2 separate regions of the Homo sapiens genome follow, and region 2 is linked to region 1. A link is an interaction called in ENCODE POLR2A ChIA-PET data of the cell type or tissue named here. Cell type or tissue: A673. All regions are shown on one strand. Each heading gives the region's core, and the rest is flanking DNA. Links, peaks and the distances in the headings are about the cores only. Region 1 holds the start of ST3GAL3-AS1 (ST3GAL3 antisense RNA 1). Region 2 overlaps ST3GAL3 (ST3 beta-galactoside alpha-2,3-sialyltransferase 3).

What was found. ChIA-PET counts read pairs that join two places held together with the same protein. Peaks named below come from ENCODE experiments on the same cell type or tissue, not always from the same donor. Only the 100,000 strongest peaks of a DNase experiment are listed, where the experiment ranks them.
Region 2: POLR2A ChIA-PET joins it to region 1 with 18 read pairs; 6 of 35 experiments call an interaction of 5 or more read pairs at or near these places.

Annotation. Positions count from the first base shown.
Region 1 is chr1:43,723,183-43,735,648 of GRCh38, forward strand. The region is part of intron 1 of ST3GAL3 (ST3 beta-galactoside alpha-2,3-sialyltransferase 3); the gene reads left to right. ST3GAL3-AS1 (ST3GAL3 antisense RNA 1) reads right to left here and starts at 4,161. Exons shown (of 4, transcript NR_125986.1): 1 at 4,051-4,161. In A673, for the core only: no CTCF peak of the experiment used is centred there; no DNase peak of the experiment used is centred there.
Region 2 is chr1:43,785,767-43,793,766 of GRCh38, forward strand. ST3GAL3 (ST3 beta-galactoside alpha-2,3-sialyltransferase 3) reads left to right here. Exons shown (of 12, transcript NM_006279.5): 3 at 6,336-6,383. Among named protein-coding and RNA genes, the nearest start is that of MIR6079, 49 kb to the right of the region's middle. In A673, for the core only: no CTCF peak of the experiment used is centred there; no DNase peak of the experiment used is centred there.

The DNA.
Region 1 (12,466 bases), core at 2,024-10,023:
ACTGTAACCTCAGCCTCCCAGATTCAAGTGATTCTTCTGCCTCAGCCTCCTGAGTAGCTGGGATTACAGGCACGCACCACCACACCCAGCTAAGTTTTGTATTTTTAGTAGAGACGGGATTTCACCATGTTGGCCAGACTGGTCTCAAACTCCTGACCTCAGGTGATCCACCTGCCTCGGCCTCCCAAAGTGCTGGAATTACAGGCGTGAGCCACCACGCCCGGCCTTCCCTCCTCTCTTGGCATGTGATATCTGCTCCCTTTCCGCTTCTGCCATGAGTGGAAGCACCCTGAAGCTCTCATCAGAAGTGGATGCTGCTGCCTTGCTTCTTATACAGCCTACAGAACTGTAAGCCAAATAAACTCGTTTCTTTAGAAATTACCCAGTCTCAGGTATTTCTTTTTTCTTTTTTTATACCAGTCTCAAGTATTTCTTTTTTCTTTTTTTTAGACAGAGTCTCACTCTGTTGCCCAGGATGGAGTGCAGTGGCATGATCTCAGCTCACTGCAACCTCTGCCTCCTGGGTTCAAGTGATTCTCCTGTCTCAGCTTCCCAAGTATTTGGGTTTACAGGCACACATCACCATGCCTGGCTAATTTTCGTATTTTTAGTAGAGATGAGGTTTCACCATATTGGCCAGGCTAGTCTCGAACTCCTGACCTCAGGTGATCTGCCCGCCTCGGCCTCCCAAAGTGCTGGGATTACAGGCGTGAGCCACTGTGTCCAGCCTCAGGTATTTATTTATAGCAAAGCAAATGGACTAAGAGTCAGCATAATGGTGGTAAACGAAGTCACAGAAGAGGATGACATTGCTTTGGGGATATCTGCAGAATGAGAATGTAAGAAAGCCTAAGATAGCACCCTGAGCTGCTCTCTATATTTAAAATTGTTGTGTGTATATGTAATATATGTATGCATATATATATATGCATTCAAATTATACCTTTAGAATGTATTACTTTTTGGAATGTGTACAAATTATATTGTGTCTAGAGTTGGGGAATATAATTGTAAATATATTTTATTTATTTATTTATTTATTTTTTGAGATAGGGTCTCACTTTGTTTCCCAGTCTGGATTGCAGTGGTGCAATCTCAGCTAACTGCAACGTCTGCCTCCCATGCTCAAGTGATCCTCCTGCTTCAGCCCCATGAGTAGCTGGGACTACAGGCCCTCACCACCACACCTGGCTATTTTCATTTTTTTTTTTTTTTTTGTAGAGATGGGGTTTCGCCATGTTGCCCAGGCTGGTCTCAAACTCCTGAGCTCATGCCATCTGCCTTCCTCAGCCTCCCAAAATGCTGGGATTACAGGCTATTTTATTTTTAAACAAACTCTGCTTGAGTGTTACTATATTTGAGGCACTATGCTGATAAATGCTAGTGATTTAACAGACCTAAGTTATAGGTTCTTTTTTCAAATTGTATGCTAATTATCTGCAGAGGCAGAAAAAGAGACAAGATGTTTTCTAAATGCTATGATGGAGGTGAGCATGGGATGTTATGGAGCACAGTCATGGTGTAGGGCTGTGATTAAGGAAAGCTTGCTGAAGGAACTAACACTTGAACACAGTCCTAAAAGATGAGTGGCAAAGAAGGCAGAGAAAGGCTCTTACCACCTCTCACAGTTTTAGGGGCTGTATAAAGGTCAAATTGCGGGAGGACTGTAAAGTGTCCAGTGGATGTGGCACTTACGAGGTCAGTGGTAAACTCATTTACCACAGTGACAGGTGGGATTAGAAGCCAGATCAGACCACAGAGTTGAAGAATTAATGAGAAGAGAGAAGTCAGAAGTCCTCTAAGGTGGGGCCTGAGTTTCTGTGTTTCGGTGTCCTCGCTGCCATGTGTAATCCCTAGCACATAGTGTTTGTCCTATTAGCTTTGGACAGAAGAGAGCCACTTCCCTCTCTGGGATAAGATGCATGTATGTGGAGAGGATGTGTCCAAATCGCTGTGCTCCATCTGCATTCTAGAGGGAGCATCTGCAACTCTTTACCTGCATGCTTTTTTCTTTTTTCTTTTCTTTTCTTTCTTTTTTTTGAGATGGAGTTTCACTCTTGTTGCTCAGGCTGCAGTGCAGTGGTGCAATCGGCTTACTCCAACCTCTGACTCCCAGGTTCAAGCTATTCTCCTGCCTCAGCCTCCCAAGTAGCTGGGATTATAGGCATGCACCATCACGCCCAGCTAATTTTGTATTTTTAGTGGAGACGGGTTTTACCATGTTGGTCAGACTGGTCTTGAACTGACCTCAGGTGATCCACCCACCTCGGCGTCTCAAAGTGCTGGGATTACAGCATGAGCCGCTGCGCCTGGCCTGCATGCTTTTTTCTGACCATACAGGGAGGCCAAGTGCAGTCCCACAGCCAGAATTCTCTGTCTTAAATCTACTTCTAGCATTTTTATTTTTTATTTATCTTTTTCTGTCTCTCATGGTTGAGTGCCTGATACTCTTATTAAATTTAATTAATTAATTAATTTTTTTGAGACAGTGTCCCACTCTGTCACCCAGGCTGGAGTGTACTGGCATGGTCTCAGTTCACCGCAGCCTCCACTTCCCAGTCTTAAGTGATCCTCCCACCTCAGCCTCCTGAGTTGCTGGGACTACAGGCACGCACCACCGTGCCTAGCTAATTTTTGTATTTTTTGTAGAGACGGTTTCGCTATGTTGCCCAGGCTAATCTCGAACTCTTAGGGTCAAGTGATGTGCCTGCCTTAGCTTCCCAAAGTGCTGGGATTACAGGCGTGAGCCATCGCACCCAGCCTCACGTTTTATTTTTCTCATTTAGTACGATACCAAAAGCATTTCTCTATACCATTAAAAAATTTTTTTAAGTTTATGCAGCCATTTAAAGTGGCTGCATAAACTCTCATTTAGATGTTTATTTGAACATTTAGTTTAAAATTCCTTTCCCTTTTTAACTTTTCATTTTGAAATAACTTCTTATTTACAAAAGAGTTGTAGAAATATTACAAAGAACTCCCATATGTCCCCTTCAGCTAGCTTATTGTGATGTCTGTCAGATTTCTCAACTTCAAAGTTACTCTGTTCCCCTCTGTTAATAATTAGTGAGGAAATAGTTTAAAACTATTTTATATCTTATTTTTTATTTATTTATTTATAAGAGATAGGGTCTTGCTCTGTCACTCAGGCTGGAGTGCGGTGGCATGATCTTAGCTCATTGCAGCCTCTAACTCCTGGGCTCAAGTAATCCTCCCTCCTCAGCCTCCCAAGTAGCTGGGACTACAGGCACATGCCACTATGCCCAGCTAATCTTAAAATTTTTTCTAGAGGTGGAATTTTGCTGTGTTGCCCAGGCTGGTCTTGAACTCTTGGCCTCATGTGATCCTCCTACCTTGGCCTCCCAAAGTGCTAGTATTACAGGCATGGGCTACTGTGCCTGGCCTATATCCCATTTCTTTTTCTTTTCTTGAGATAGAGTCTTGTTTTCTTGTTCAGGCTGGAGTGCAGTGGCACGATCTTGGCTCACTGCAGCCTCCGCCTGCCGAGTTCAAGCAATTCTTCTGCCTCAGCCACACAAGTAGCTGAGATTACAGGTGGGTGCCACCATGCCTGGCTAATTTTTGTATTTTTAGTAATATGGGGTTTCCCCATGTTGGCCAGGCTGGTCTCGAACTCCTGACCTCAAATGATCCGCCTGCCTCGGCCTCCCAAAGTGCTGGGATTACAGGTGTAAGCCATTGTTTCTGGCCCTGTATCCCATTTCTTGTAAAACTTGTATGCATTAATTTTAGCATCCATTGATGTTTCTTGGGTGAATTATTACTATAATGGTTCCTAAATGGTGATTTTCTAATTACATTATTCCTTCTATTTTCATCAGCTGTCGTTTCACTCTGAGAGCTTTCTCCCCCTTTATTAGATTCTTATTTAATGGATTATAATCTGTTATTATCAGTCTTTATCTTGATGCTGAATTGCTCCAGATCTGACCAGTGGGAGCTCCTCAGGCTGATTCCTTTTTCCTTTTGACCTGTCCTCACTCTGAGCATTTTCCCATTTTCAGGCACAACAAGGTGGCCCAGACTTACCTTACGCCTTCTCTGCCCCAGCCTTGGAGTCAGCCATTCTTCCAAGGAGACCTGCTTCCTTTTTTTTTTTTAAGCAATTGTTTATTACACTCCTGCTATATGCTATAAGATGATGAGCAAAACCAGACACAATTTCAGCCCTGGAAGGAGAAAAGGGAGGTCGATATTAATCAAGTAATAACATTAATGGGGGCATTTCTCAAGTGAGAGAAGTGCACTAAGGAAAGAAATGTGATTCTATGGTAGGGTAATAAAAGATCCTTGACTGGGGAGGGGCAGCATACCAGTAATTAACTGATCTGAAGAATCAGTAGAAATTAACTTGGTAAAAAGTGAAAGTGGATGGCTGAGTGGGACCAGCATTCAGAAGGCAGGTGCCTGCAGAGAAAGCCATCAGTTTTAACAAGAAATGCTGTATCAGAGATGAAACTAAACCTATTCCTCATCTTTTCTTCTTGCTTCAAACATAACTTTGAAAAATCATTTATGCTGTCTTTAGCCTCATCCCTTCCCCAAACTTCACATTGTTCTGGGTTTTAGGTGTCTCAAAAATTTTTTTTTTCTCCCGGAAGACCCATGACTCCTCTTGAATATTAAGTGCCTTTTTCTATCTGTGTCCTAAACCTTTTTTAAAAAAATAATTTCAACTTTTATTTTCAATTCAGTGATACATGTTCAGGTTTGTTACATGGGTATTGTGTGATGCTGAGATTTGGAGTATGATTGATCCTGTCACCCATGTACTCAGCATAGTACCCAACAGTTCATTTTTCAACCCTTGCGCCTTCACCCCTCATCCCCATCTAGTAGTCTCCAGTGTCTGTTATTGCCATCTGTGTGTCCGTAAGTACCCAATGTTTAGCTGCCACTTACAAGTAAGAACATGTGGTATTTGGTTTTCTGTTCCTGCGTTAATTTGCTTAGGATGATGGCCTCCAGCAGCAACCATGTTGCTGCAAAGACCTGAATTCATTCTTTTTTTATGGCTGCACCCTGCTTCTTGTTAGTGGAGAATAGTATTTCAAAACCAAGATCTACGGAGGTTATCGTGAGCTGAAATCGCACCATTGCACTCCAGCCTGGGCAACAAGAGCGAAACTCCTTCTCAGAAAACAAAAACAAAAACAAAAACACCATCAAAATCTAGGTACTAGATATGCTTCATGCTGTTGAGATATGACCACTGCCAGGGTCTTTCTGTGGGCAGAGCTAAAGAGTTATATGTTGGGGGGGTGGGCACAGTGGCGCACGCCTGTAATCCCAGCACTTTGGGAGGCCAAGGCAGGAGGATCATTTGAGTCTAGGAGTTTGATACCAACCTGGGCCACATAGCAAGACCCTGTTGCCACAAAAAGTTAAAAAAATTTTAGTAGCTGGGCGTGGTGACACGTGCCTATGGTCCTACCTACTTGGGAAGCTGAGATGGGAGGATCACTTGAGCCCAGGAGGTCGAGGTTGCAGTGAGGTATGATCACGCCACTGCACTCTGGTCTGAATGACAGAAACTGTTTAAAAAAAATTATATGTGTGTATACACACAAATGTACACACACTATCCTCACTATATTTATTTTTATGTCTTTGTATATATAACACACATATATACACATATGTATACACACATATGTACATATACACACACACACATATATATTTCTGTATTATTGTTCGTTTTGAGACAGAGTCTCTCTTTGTCGCCCAGGCTGGAGTGCAGTTGCATGTTCTCAGCTCACTGCAGCCTTCACTGCCTAGGCTCAAGTGCTCCTCCCACTGCAGACTCCTGAGTAACTGGGACTACAGGCACATGCCACCAGGCCTAGCTAATTTTTAAATTTTTTGTAGAGACAATTATTTTTCTTTTTTTTTTTTTTTTTTGAGACAGATTCTCACTCTGTCACCCAGGCTGGAGTGCAGTGCCATGATCTGGGCTCACTGCAACCTCTGCCTCCCCAGTTCAAGTGATTCTCCTGCCTCAGCCTCCCAAGTAGCTGGGATTACAGGTGTCCACTACCACGCCCAGCTATCGAGACAATTTTTTGTAAAGACTATATTGCCCAGGCTGGTCTCAAACTCTTGGGCTCAAGTGATCCTTATTCCTTGGCCTCCCAAAGTACGGGGATTACAGGTGTGAGCCACCATGCCTGGTTATATATTAAAAACCATTTTTTTCCCACTGAATACCTCCAATTTCAATACAAGTCAAAATATTAATTCCAGTTTTCCCTTTCCATATTTGTAACTTTCTTCTCCATCATTGGGAAATCTTGTTCCCATTAGCTTCAATACATTTACTTATCTGGTCAATCCCAAATCACCTGTTGCCACAACCTAGACCCCTCACATGGACTAATGTCCCTCTCTCCCCTTTCACCCCAGGCATGTGTGACTCTCCCTAAAGCCTACTGGTTTTTAGATTATTTAGAAAGGAAGGGATAGAGGGACCTCATTTTGTTTATGGATGCATAGTACCTATTTTGTGTATGTACCATAGTTGATTCAACCCTTGTTGAAGGACATTTGGAGTACATTGAATCTTACTCTGTTACGTTACAAATAGTGCTACAATAAGTGGCCATTCACATAAGACTTTTTGTATTTTTGTCAGTGTATCTTTGGGATAGTTTCTTAGAAGTGAGACTATTGGGTTAAAGGGTTAAAAGCATGTGTAATTTTGTTAGATATTTTCAAATCCCTTCCACCACCAGTAATGTATGAAAGCCTGTTTTTACCCCACAGCCTCACTTCTAGAATGTGTCAGACTTTTGTCCTAGCGGCGAGTTTGAAATTACATCTCTCACAGGATCTCGGGATATTGTTCTCCTTGTCTTGGAGGCTTTGGCTTCCTTTAAGCTCTTTTTTGCTCTTTTGTATGTTGTCTACTTTTGGAAATCAGTTTCCTCCTTGGGATTTGTTCTACTCTTGTCATTTGAAGATTGTTTTCCCTAATGGAAAAGACTGAAATAAAACAGGTGATTACTTCAGCCTTCTCACTGCCATATTTGTTGAAAAGAATGGCTGCATCTGTTGACTCACTGACTGTTGTGTGTCTGCCAGAGCCTTGGGCTGTGGTCACTGTATGGTTGTGACAATTCAGCATCACATCTCTTGCATTTGGCACAGAAAGGAGAGGGGTGGTGCCAGCCACTTCTGCCCCCTTCTAAAAGAAAAGAAAATTCTTTCTAAGAGCCACTTGCCTTTTGTGCGCAGACTACTTACAACTTAAATTTTTAGTTGTTCTCAGTGGGAAGTTTGGACAAGATATATAGTTCCTTGTGTAGTTAGAAATACAAGTTTCTGATTTCTTTTTCTTTTCTTTTTTTCTTTCTTTTCTTTTCTTTCTTTTTTTTTTTTTTTTTTAGACAGAGTCTTGCTCTGTTGCCCAGGCGGGGGTGTAGTGATGTCATAATGGCTTACTGTAACCTCAAACTTATGGGCTCAAGCAATCCTCCTACCTCAGCCTCTCAAATAGCTAGGACTACAGGCCCATGCCACCATGCCTGGCTGATTTTTAATTTTTTTCTGGAGACAGGATCTTACTATGTTGCACAGGCTGGTCTCAAATTCCTGGCCTCTCAAAGTGCTAGGATTACAGGCATGAACCACCATGCCTAGCCATCAAGTCTCTGATTTCTATTTCACTTAAAACTTTATGTATTTACTTTTACAAATATAAACATTAAAAATAAATATATGGATAAATAAATACCTTGTCAAAGTATTCCATCTGAACCCACTTTTCAGAGATAATTATTGTCAATAGTTTGGTGCATATTCTTTTATGTATGTACTAGATACTTAGTCTTATTTTTTTTTTCTTTGAGATGGCATCTCACTCTGTCATCCAGGCTGGAGTACAGTGGTGCAACCTTGGCTTACTGCAACCTCAACCTCCTGGGCTCAACAAATCCTACCTTAGCCTCCCAATTGGTTGGGGCTATACCACCAGTACAGGCACATACCACCATGCCTGAATAATATTTTTTTATTTTTATTATTGAGATAGAGTCTCGCTCTGTCGCCCAGGCTTGGAGTGCAGTGGCACGATTTCGGCTCACTGCAACCTCCGCCTGCTGGGTTCAAGCGATTCCCCTGCCTCAGCGTCCCAAGTAGCTGGGACTACAGGTGCGTGCCACCGCACCCAGCTAATTTTTTTTTTTTTTTTTTTTTTTTGAGATGGAGTCTTGCTCTGTCACTCGGGCTGGAGTGCAGTGGCGCGATCTAGGCTCACTGCAAGCTCCACCTCCCGGGTTCACGCCATTCTCCTGCCTCAGCCTCCCGAGTAGCTGGGGCTACAGGCGCCCGCCACCATGCCCGGCTAATTTTAATTTTTTTTTTTTTTTTTTTTTAGTAGAGATGGGGTTTCACTGTGTTAGCCAGGATGGTCTCGATCTCTTGACCTCGTGATCCGCCCACCTCGGCCTCCCAAAGTGCTGGGATTGTAGGCGTGAGCCACTGCGCCCGGCCTAATTTTTTGTATTTTTAGTAGAGACGGGATTTCACAGTGTTAGCCAGGATGGTCTTGATCTCCTGACCTCGTGATCCACCCACCTTGGCCTCCCAAAGTACTGTGATTACAGGCATGAGCCACTATGCCCGGCCCTGACTAATTTTTAAAAAAAATTTTTTGTAGAGACAGGGTCCTACTGTGTTGCCCAGGTTGGTTTAGAATTCCTGGGCTCAAGTGATCAACCAGCCTCAGCCTCCCAAAGTGCTGGGATTACAGGTATGAGTCATGGCGCCCGGCCCTTAATCTTAATTTTTAAATATTATTGTCATCTTCGTTTGTTGTTGCCAGTATGGGGCCATATATGTACATACTATTCTACAGCTAGATTTTTTTTCACTTAGCAGTAGGTTCTAGACACACTTCCCTGTTAGTACATGCAGATATGCCTCATTCTTTCCAGCTGGTACATTATATTCTGCACTGTTATTCTCCTGCCCTGGCAGATACTTTATTCACCTTCGTTTCTTCTGTGTACTGGCAGCTGGTCTCTGTTACCTGCATCATCTGGGCTTCCTTGCCTTCTGGCTTCCAGCTGGGATCAGCTGATAAAAGACACTGCCAGGAGATCTGAGGGCCAATGTTGGGAGGAGTCAGACTATGTTTTATCCCCCACTGTCCCTTGCCATGGTTCTAGTAGCAGCTGTGCTCGTTATCCGTGATCACTGCTCTTGTAGGGTGGCTTCTCTTCTCCAGCCAGCTCTTGCTGGGCTCCAGTGACACCCTTCTCTTCTTTTGCCCTTTGAGGTTGAAGGGTAGAAATAGCTTCCTGCCGTTTCTAGTCCCTGGCTGCTTCACCATTCCTTGTTGGTTCCTTTAAATGCTGCTCACAACAGCTATAAAAAATCCTGTCATTAAACTGCCTTCAGTTTACTCCTTTGCATATGCCATCTCTTTCCTGCTAAGACCTCAATGGATGTGACCAGGGAGACTTACCATAATTTAATTATTGGGTCCCTATTATTGGGCATTTAAACTGTTTCTAGTATCTTGCTGTTATACTCAGAGTTGCTAATGAACATTCATGTACATGTCCTTTTTAATATTTGTTGGAGTATTGTTTGAGAAAAAAGTCATAGGAATAGAAAGACTGGGCTAAGGTATATGAATATTATAAATTTCAATAGATACTTCTAAATTGTTCCCAAAGGAGTCTACCAATTTACATTTCTACAATGTGTTGTTTGATTTTTTTAATAGTAAAAAATTAATGGAGGCAGTACTTGTGACTTCATAAAAAATACTTTTTTTTTTTTTTTTAAGAGACAGCATCTCTCTGTTGCCCAGGCTGATGTGCAGTAGCATGATCATAGCTCACTGCAGCCTCGAACTCCTCAAGCAGTCTTGAGGCGGGCTCAAGCAATCTTCCCGCCTCAGCCTCCCAAGTAGCTGGGACTATAGGCACATGCCACCATGTCCAGCTAATCTTAAAATTTTTTGTAGAGATGGGGGTCTCATCTCATCATCTTGCCCAGGCTGGTCTCGAACTCCTGGGCTCATGCAGTCCTCCTACTTCGGCCTCTCAGGTCTGAGCTGCCATGCTAGGCCCTATGACAAATAAATTTAATTCAGAAGTGTACAAAGGGAAAAGTAAAAGTCCTCTGAGTCTCACCTGCTTCTCATCATCCCATCCTATTCCCTACAGGTAAGCATGCTAACAGCTGTATAGCCTGTCAGGCCTTTCTCCCATTTTTATATGTACATGCTTAGCGTAGAGTAAATTGAGTACATTTATATGTATAAAGTAAACTCATTCGTATGTGTGCGTATATGTATCTCTTTCTCTATTTGAGATAACATATTTCTAGACTCTGTTCTCTTCCATTGACCTGTTTTTTCCTCTGCCAGTACCTATCTACCTTAGTAATTATAGCTTTGAGTTGGTTCGATATCTGGCAAGGCAGATTCTCATCCCATTATTTTTCATTTTAAGAAATTTCTTGGCCCTTCTTGGGCCTGAACTCTTCAGATTATCTTTAGATCCAAGTTCAGAAAATTCATGGATTTTGACTGGAATGAAACTGAATTTATAGAAAACTCACATTTCAGGAAAACTGACATATTTCAAATTGAATCTTCTCACTTAAGAACCTCTTTCACCGGGCGTGGTGGCTCACGCCTGTAATCCCAGCACTTTGGGAGGCCGAGGTGGGTGGATCACGAGGTCAGGAGGCCATCCTGGCCAACATGGTGAAACCCCATCTCTATTAAAAATACAAAAAAATCAGCTAGGTGTGGTGGCGCGTGCCTGTAATCCCAGCTACTCGGGAGGCTGAGGCAGGAGAATCGCTTGAACCCGGGGAGGTGGAAGTTGCAGTGAACCGAGATCGTGCCATTGCACTCCAGCCTGGGCGACAGAGGGAAACTCCATCTCGGGGGGTAAAAAAAAAGAACCTCCTTTGTCTCTTTATTTACTCAGATATTTTATGTTCTTTGGTGAAAGTCTTGCCCATTTCTTGCTAAGTTTATTTTTAGTTATTTTATAGATTTTGTTGCCATCATGAATGGAATTTTTTCACTTTATGTTTTCTTTTCTTTCTTCTCTTTCTTTCTTCTTCTTCTTTTTTTTTTGTTTTTTTTTTTTTTGAGACAGGGTCTTGCTCTGTCACCCAGGCTGGAGTACAGTGGCACGCTCACAACTCACTGCAGCCTCAACCTCCTGGGCTTAAAGGATCCTCCTGCCTCAGCTTCCTGGGTAGCTAGGACCACAGATGCACACTACTAGGCCTGGCTAACTTTTTAATTTTTCTTTTTGTAGAGATAGGATCTCATCATGTTGCCTAGGCTGGCCTCAAACTCCAGGGCTCAAGCAGTTCTCCTGCCTCAGCCTACCAAAGTTCTGGGATTATAGGCGTGAGCCACTGTGCCCAGCCCACCTAACATTTTCTAATTGGTTATTGCTGGTATGGTTTTTAAGAATGTGTTGATTTTTGTAAATTAATCTTATAATCATAATCACCTACTTTATTGAACTTCCTATTCTAATGATTTTTTAGTATATTCTCTTGGCTTTCCTAGGTGGACAATTATCTGTAAATTATAATGTTTTGTCACACCATTATTAATATTTATACATCATTTTTTTCTCTTATGTCATTGTAATTTTGTGGCTGAGATATCTGATTGGGTTTGGTTGAGGGCCTGACCCAGGGCAGTCTTCTTGGCCAATGTTACATTTTACATTTAAGGTGTACCTGCTATGCATCCTTTTACATCAAAGGATGCATAGCAGGTACAGTAGCAGGGTGGGTGAATTCCAGACAGACCTTGAGGATAGAAACAAGGCAGCATTCAATGAATAGAAAGTACAATGACTAGAGCATAGGGCACAAATGAGGTTGAGAGAAGCAAGAGATGGATTGGAGAGTAAATCGAGGCTCAGTCAGAAACCGCTAGGCTGTAAGGAGCAATTACTTTATTCAGAGGAGTTGAGAATTGAATGAAAGCTATGTTAGGCAGAATGGCTCTTTAAAGATATCCACACCGTAATCCCTGGAACCTATGAATTTGTTACTCGACATGGCACAAGGGACTTCACAGATATAATTAAGGTTTTGGGTCTTCAAATAGGGAGATTATCCTGGATTATTAAGGTGGGCCCAATATAATCACATGGGCCCCAAAAAGCAAAGAAGTTTCTCCAGCTGGAAGAGAAGCAAGATATGGCGGAGGGGGAATTTGGAGAGATTCAAAGAGTGAGAGAGCCTGAAGGGGACCACATGGAAAGCATGAAAAGGACTGTAGGCCTGAAGGCTGGCCCCTGGCAGATAACCAGCCGGGAAACGGGGGCCTTGTCCCTACAGCTGCACGAACTGAATTCAGCCAACGGCCTGAGTGAGCATGGAAGTGGATTCTTCTCCAGGGCCTCCAGAAGGGAACACAGCCCTACCAGCACCTTGGTTTTGGCCTTGT
Region 2 (8,000 bases), core at 1-8,000, 61 kb after region 1:
TTCCCAAAAGAGAGACCCTATCTGCCTCTAGGTGGATGAGGAGTCTATGGATTACCTTCCCTTGAGCCCATGGGCCAGTTGTCAGTGGCCAGAGGGGAGGAAGGGTCATGTGGTTAGGATGCAGCCTACTTTCCATCAAGCAACAGTCAGCATCCATTTGCCCAAGCCCAAGCTAGATATCATTCTCTTCCCTTCCTGTCTCACTCATGTCCCATCAGTCACTACATCCTGAAGTTTTCCCTTTTAAGCATTTTTTTTTGGCATTTCTCCTTTTTTCTCTATTCCCATTGCCATCGACCCGGTTCAGGCCACCATCAGTTCTCACCCAGAGGGTTGCATGAGTCTCCTCCTTATTGATCTCCCTGTCTTCAGTCTCTCTCCCCTAATCTACCTTTTACTCAGTTGCCAGAATAATCAATTTAGTTCCCACATAATGGCCCAAGTTTATATTTAAAAATATAAATCCGACTCTGTTACTCCCGGGGTTTTAAGCAGGGCTTCTCATTGCTAATGAAATAGAACACAGACATCTTTCTGCGGCCTGTACACCCTCCTGCAGATGCGGCTCCTGTCTTCCTCTCTGACCTCGTTTTCCCACCTCCTGCTTTCTGTGCTCTGTGCGCCAGCAACACTGACCTTCTGACTTCTTCTTTAGATGTAGCAGGGCTGCTGCGCTTGCTTTTCCTTCCGCCTGGAACTCTTTCTCTTGATCTTTTCTTAGCTTGCTTCTGTCTCCAGGTCTCAGCCTGGGTGCCACCTCCTCAGAGAAGCCTTCCTGAAACACCCTGTCTAACACTGCCTGTACCTCTACCCTTGGTCTCCGTTACATGCTTTAATATTCTTCGTACTGCTTATCACTGTTCAGTATTTTGTTCATTTCATTTGTTTGGTTGTTTTGTATCTCCCTGACTAAAACAAAAATTCCTTGAGAATAAGAACATTTTTGTTCTTACTCACCACTGTATTTTCAAGCCTAGTGTGTCGTAGTTTCTCAGTAAACATCTGTTAAACTGATAAACAGTGAAATCTCCCTTGTTACTGTTTTTCCCACGGCTGTGTCTTGTGTTTAGCTTTATATGTATTTTTATTTTACCTGTTAGGTTGTGAGCTACTTGAGGGAACAATTTTCTTTTAGTTCATTTTTACGTCTCTCAGGCTTACACATGGTAATTGGCTGAAGATAAGTATACCCCAAAAGGTAGCTCATTTGCTGCATAATTTGTGCTCTGGAAACTTGTCCAATGGCAGAAAGACTGAGCCCTATTCTTCTTCATACTCCCTTTAGATTCCTTTTATTCCACTTCGGAAACCAGACACAGGAAACATCTGACTATAATAAAAGATTGCCAGTAAATTCTAGGTTTCCTCATTGAACAAAGTCATGTGCAGCAAGGCTGTGCTGTACTTTGGTCTGGAATTCAGTTTGGTCACTTGTATGGCAGGCCACATGGCTGCCTCTGGCCTGGGAGCCAGGAACAGCTGGAGCCTGGGATGACTGAAGTAAAAATGACATATTTGCTAGCCTGAGAGGGAGAAGTCTGGATATTCTTGCTCTGTTCCTTGCAAAGCAAACTTCTCAATTTGTTGAATACTAAGTTTTCCCGTTAGCTGTCAAAGTGGTTTATAACTAAAATAATCTTACGTCCTTTAGAATAAATCACAAATAATGAATGGCCAAACTGTTTCTGAAGTCAAAGCAAAATTCATCAAAACAAAATTCATCAAACCTTTAATGCTCACAGCAGATTTCATTTAAAAACTTACACAAAACATGAATATGTCACCAACTTCCTCTGAAAATTTCTGCCCTCTCACTTGCCTCTTCTGAAGTTTAAAAATGTGTGATCGTAAGAGCATTCCGCTACCATTGGAAATAATATTTGCAAAGACTTTGACTCTTTCCAGTAGACTGTCACCTGTTTGATGCTTACCCTTATCACTTTATTTTTATCTTAAGTGCTTATGAAGTGGTCTGTCTTCCTTGGCTTGAAGGCGAAGGCTATCTCTAATTTGGCTCCATGGGGCCTGGCGTGTAATAGCCACTTGATAATATTTGTGAGAAGGAGGGAGAAGTAAAGAAGGGCGAGGAAAGCCCAGTCCATTTAGACTGATATTGTTGGGGTATATTTAAGTATCATGAACTATAAGGATGACCTCAGTAATTAAAGAGAAAAGCTCAACAGCGTTTCAGCATGTACAGTGAATAATGAAGGCATTCAAGAACCTGCCATCCTTTGGCATTGGTACCAGTGAGTTGGAGGTTAAAATCCTAGAGCGGGATTCAGAAGTTCTGTTTTGAACTTTTTGTCCCCTCAAACAATGCAAGTAATACATGTTTACTGTACAAATTTTACAAAAATGCAGAGAATAAGCATTACTATAATTCTGCCACCCAGAGACAACCATGTTTTTAGTCTCTTTTAGTCTTAATTAGTTTTAGTCTTTTAGTTAACTTTTAGCCTTTTTTCTGTACATGTCATTTGAAAAGTTTAAAAGAGACTTTATATCAGGACTGCTTGTGAGTACAAAGAAGATAAATTGCAATTGGAAAAATACTTGTCAACTGCAATAAAAATTTGAAGTGCTTGTTTTTATTGTTGCTCATCCGGGCAGTCAGCTCCTCAGAATTCCATTCCCAATCTTCTTCAGGGGAATGTGATCTCTCGCCTGGAAAACTCTTAGGATGCTTTTCTTATTCCTCCTCTGCGGAGACTCTTTGTGTGAGCACTCATTTTCCTAGGGTGAGGCCAGGTTTGGACCCCTGAACCTTCACAGGACAAGCACACTTCAGGACTGATTGGAACTGATGGGAGTCAATACCCAGAATGGATTTTACCTCCAACTTGTAAAATATCACTCAGATAACATCACCTTTGAAAGAAAGCAAGAATATTTACTAGCTTATTTCTTAGTTGAATAAACATATTGACCACTTTGTATGTATCAGTCATTAGTTAGGCATCAGAGCCTCAAAATGAATAGACAGTCTTTGTCTTCAGGGAACTTTCAGTTTAATGAAAGAAGAAGAAAAGCAAACAAGGATTATAGTGCAGTATAATGAATGCCATAATAGAAGCACAGTGATGGCCTAAAGAAGTAAGTGAGCAGAATTGATCAGAGAGGTCTTCAAGAAGAAGGGGTCAATTGAGTTGGTCTTAATGGAAGAGTGGGAGGTTTTTTTTTTTTTTAATGCAAACCTGCAGAGAAGACAATGTGTTCAACGTCTGAAGACATGAAGGCATGCATCTCTTGGGAAATATAAGTAATTTTGCATATCTGGAACTCAAGGTGGTAAATGAGGCAAATGGTAAAGACATTGAATGTCAGAGCTTGAACTTTATCTTACAGGCCACAGGAAGCCTCTGAAGGGTTTTATTAAAGAACAGAGACACAATCTGTTATGCTTTTTGGAGAAATCAGTAGAAAGGATGGATGGAAATGGGCTATGTTGGAGGCAGAGGTGTGTTTTGGGGGCAATAAGAGCAGTCCCAGCAAAAGATGATAGGCACATGTCCAGAAAAGCAAATCTATAGACAGAAAGTAACTTGGTGGTTCCTGGGGTTGGAGGTTGGGGCAGGGAATGACTGAATGGACATGAGGGATCTTTCTGGAGTGATGAGAATGTTCTAAATTGGATTGTGATGATGGTTATGGAGCTCTGTTAATTTTCTAAAAATCATTGAATTGCACACTTATATGAGTGAATTTCATGGTACGTGAATTATACCTCAATAAAGCTGTTTTTAAAAGCAGGGGTTGGAGGAGTCAGTCTTCTCAATGAGAGGAGATAAATGTGAGAAATGCTGATAAAGAAGTAGAATTGGCCAGGCATGATGGCTCGTGCCTGTAATCCCAACATTTTGGGAGGTCAAAGCAGGAGGATCACTTGAGGCCAGGAATTTGAAAGCAGCCTGGGCAATATGGCAAGATGCTCATCTCTAAAAAAAATTGAAAAGTTAGCCAGGCAGGCTGGCACATGCACCTGTAGTCCTAGCTGTTGAGGAGGCTGATGTGAGTGGATCACTTGAGCCCAGGAATTAGAGGCTGCAGTGAGCCACAATTGCACCACTGCACTCCAGCCCAGGGGACAGGGCAAGACTCTGGCTCTATTAAAAAAAAAAAAAGTAGAATTTATAAGAGTTAGACATTGATTGTATGAGATAGGGTGGTCACCTATCTGTTCAGCCAAGTGTCCTGATTGTGATTCTACATTTTGTAAAAAAGTGGCAACCCTACCTTTTTCTTGGCAGATTTCAAAGCATATGGATCTATCTTTAACTGGCAGTACAGAGTACCTGCCTCAGAAACCACATCCTCCAGCTCTCTGCCACCCAGTTCTTAGCAAACACATGGTTGTGAGAAAAAAATATCGATGAAAGAGTGTCTGAAGATTTGTGATTCATTCATTTTTCTGTACATTGTTATTCAGCAAATATTGAGTGCCAGGTGTAGCAGTGAATAAAGCAGATTTGGTGTCTGCCTTTATGAAACTTACAACCTAGCAGTGGGAACAGATGTTATGTACAGTTATGATAACTATTGTGTTGAATGTCCATGTGCAATGAGAGAAAATGCCCATAATGTTTGGGTGGGGTGTGGCTCTAGACTCTGGTGCCATTTGCATCCGGCTGACACTCCTTTGGAGTAAGTCTGTGGAATCTGATCCCTTTTGAGTCTGGGGTTTCTTGGGTTATCTTGGGCCTTACATCATCTTGGTGCCCCTTATAATTGCTTTTATTGAACTCTATGTTTAATTTATGCCATCATTTGGCATTGGCTTATGTTGTAGGAAACAGCCATACAAGATTTACAGCTGCTTAGTATAGAAATGTAGAATATACAATCTTCAACATCATATGGCGTCTCCTTTTTTTTTTTTTTTTTGACATGGAGTCTTGCTCTGTCACCAGGCTGGAGTCCAGTGGCATGATGTCGGCTCACTGCAACCTCCGCCTCCCAGGTTCAAGTGCTTCTCCTGCCTCAGCCTCCCAAGTAGCCAGGACTACAGGCACGCGTACCACGCCCAGCTAATTTTTTTTTTTTGTATTTTTAGTAGAGACTGTGTTTCACCATGTTGACCAGGATGGTCTCGATCTCTTGACCTCGTGATCCACCCACCTCAGCCTCCCAAAGTGCTGGGATTACAGGCATGAGCCACTGCACCCGGCCGGCATCTCTTTTTCTAAGGCCCACAAGAGAAAGTTCTCTCTGATCACTGTACAGTATTTGCTTTTATGTTTTGGTATTTCAGTTGCTCTGGAGCACCAGACTCCATTTTGCCTCAGGTCTTCACACATGGCCTTCCCTCTGCTTTGAATGTCCTATTCCATTCTTGTTGGGTTTGACCCTCACTTATCCTTCAGCTATGAGTTCAAGCGTCACTTCTTCAGAGATGTCTTCCCTATCCAGTACCCACTCCCCTTCTGTACTCAGTCCAGTTCCTAATATAAACTTTAATAACACTTTCTTTTTTTCTCTTTTATCAGTTTCTAGTTAAATAGTTTGTTCTTTGGTAACATTTTTTTCTCCTAGACTGATAGCAGAAAGATCAATAAGGATAGAGACCATGCTTTTTCTGTTTGCTGCTGTATCTCAGTCATAGTATAGTATCTTGCACATAGCAGTTGCCCAGTGCATATTTATTGGACATTTGATTGAATGAATGAATGAATGAATGAATGAATGCCTTGTGGGTACTGAATCTTGTAACCATTCATTTCCTTTTTTCTTTGGCTGTTTGAAGGCTCAGGCCCTGATTCTGCCTGCGGTGTTTGCGTAGGTACTCATGGCATGCATTTTGTGCACTAACATTTCCCCAACTATATAGTCTTTTTCCTTTCTTTGACATCTTCATTTTAAAATTCTAGTGTACATTGTAAATTTCAATAGGCCACTATAAGCCTTTTTTGGGGAAGAAACAATGAACAATTGAGTATATAAGTAGAAGAAAGGGCAAGATCAAAGGGGAAATGTTAGTGCCTTTAACTAGATTCAGGAAGGAACTTTTATTTTGCTTTGTTTTAATTCCATTTTCACTAGAAGAAAGAAAAAGAAGTAAATTTGTCCCCTAATCTGGCAAGAAATGCCTCTAAAGAATTTGGGGCCTGTCCCTGCCTTGAGACGTCTCTCCCTCTGGCAGGAGGCAAGGGGTACTGGGCTGGGCAGGGTCTCCTGGCTCAGTGGATGGGTGGGCATGGGCCTGGGAGGCTGGGCTGTTCGACTGAGTTCCCTTCCAGTTGACTCTGCTTTGAGGGAGGGTTTGGGCAGAGCCAGTGGGAGCTTGCTTTTTTATTATAAGAAGGAGAAAGAAATGAACTTGTCCTCTTGTGTTGCAGATTCAGTGGTTCTTTCCTTTGACTCCGCTGGACAAACACTAGGCTCAGGTACCAACTCTTCCCCCTCTATCATCTTTTTGGCCTTCAATATTAGCCATATTTTTTGTGAAGCCTAATCAAGTATGGGTTTGCTGGGGAGGGCAGTGGAATATCCCAGAATTGGGGGAAGTCTCAAGAAGCCTTTCTAGAGACTTTATGGTCAGGGAAGCAGAAGAGGGACATATCCAGAGAACTTTTCCAGTTACTTTAAAAGTGCACAGAGGAGTTACAGTAGATGCTCCCTCTTCATTCAGAGTTGTCAAGAGTCACATAAAAGGATGTCTGTTTTCTGTGCATATATCCTGTCTCAGAAGGTGGGGCAGAGGGCATTGAAAGACCCCAGGCTGTGGGAATGCTGGAGCAGATAACCATCAGGGCTCTCTACTAGAATGCTGGGCTGGTGGGAGCATCCCAGTTTCCTGAGGACATACACTCCATTGCATGTTTACATGCACACCCCATATATTCAAATACAGACCTCTTCCAGGAGAGGAGTACCACACTGTACTGTGTACTCATGCCAAAATGCATGTAGGTGGACACACTCCTTCTCTTCCCTGTTTACAGTGCAGGACACACAGATCAGCACACCTGCCCCAAATTCACCCAGACCCAGTGGAGCCTGGCTCTGCCATGTCTAGGGCAGTTTACCTGTTCCACATCACTGTGCCTGTTGACAGGAAGTGGGAAGAGACTACTTTGATTCCTCAGCTTGCTGCCATTGGGTCCCTATGGGAGCCTCAGAATGACGTGACTTTGAGGGAAGAGTATCTCTGTGTTTTTAGGTAAAGTCAGGTGGGCCTCATACCATGGGTACTGCCAGTGAATGCCAGGGAGACTGCTGGCCTGTTGAGGGCAGTTAATTCATTTTGCCGTCCTTAGATATGGTAGATTGATGATTCACAAAACAGCCATGAGGGTCAGGCAGTTGTAGTAGAGTGGACAAGAGGAAAGACATTCAGAGAATATGATCACAGCCACCACTATTTACTGAGGGTCTGCCTGTTTTACTGTGTGCCAGCACTGTGCTGAGTGCTTGATACACCTCTCAGCTATCTCTTACAATCGCTTTTTATTTTTATTTTTTTTATTTTTAATGTTTATGGGTACATAGTGGGTGTATATATTTATAGGGTACATGAGATGTTTTGATACAGGCATACAATGAGTAATAATCACATCAGGGCAAATGGGGTATCCATTATCTGAAGCATTTACGGTTTATTTGTGTTACAGACATTTCAATTACACTCTTTTAATTATTTCAAAATACACAATAAATTTTTGTTGACTATAATCACTCTGCTGTGCTATCAAATACTAGATCTCCTTACAACAGCTTTGATATCTTTAATTATAGATAAAGAAGCTAATGCTCAAAGACATGAAGTAACCTGTTCAGGGCCATTCATATCTGTCTAACTCTAGAGCCCATCCTCTCTCCCTTAGCATCTTTCTATCTCATACCTTGTGTGCTTCCCACCAAAATGCTGAGGCTATGAGAAGTCACTTTAAGGTAGAGTGGACAGACAGAAAGAGTTCTTAAATGGATCCAAAACTTGCATCTATTTGTATAGTAAAAGATTGGTCATTTTATTACATAAAAGTTGAGAACTTCTATTAATC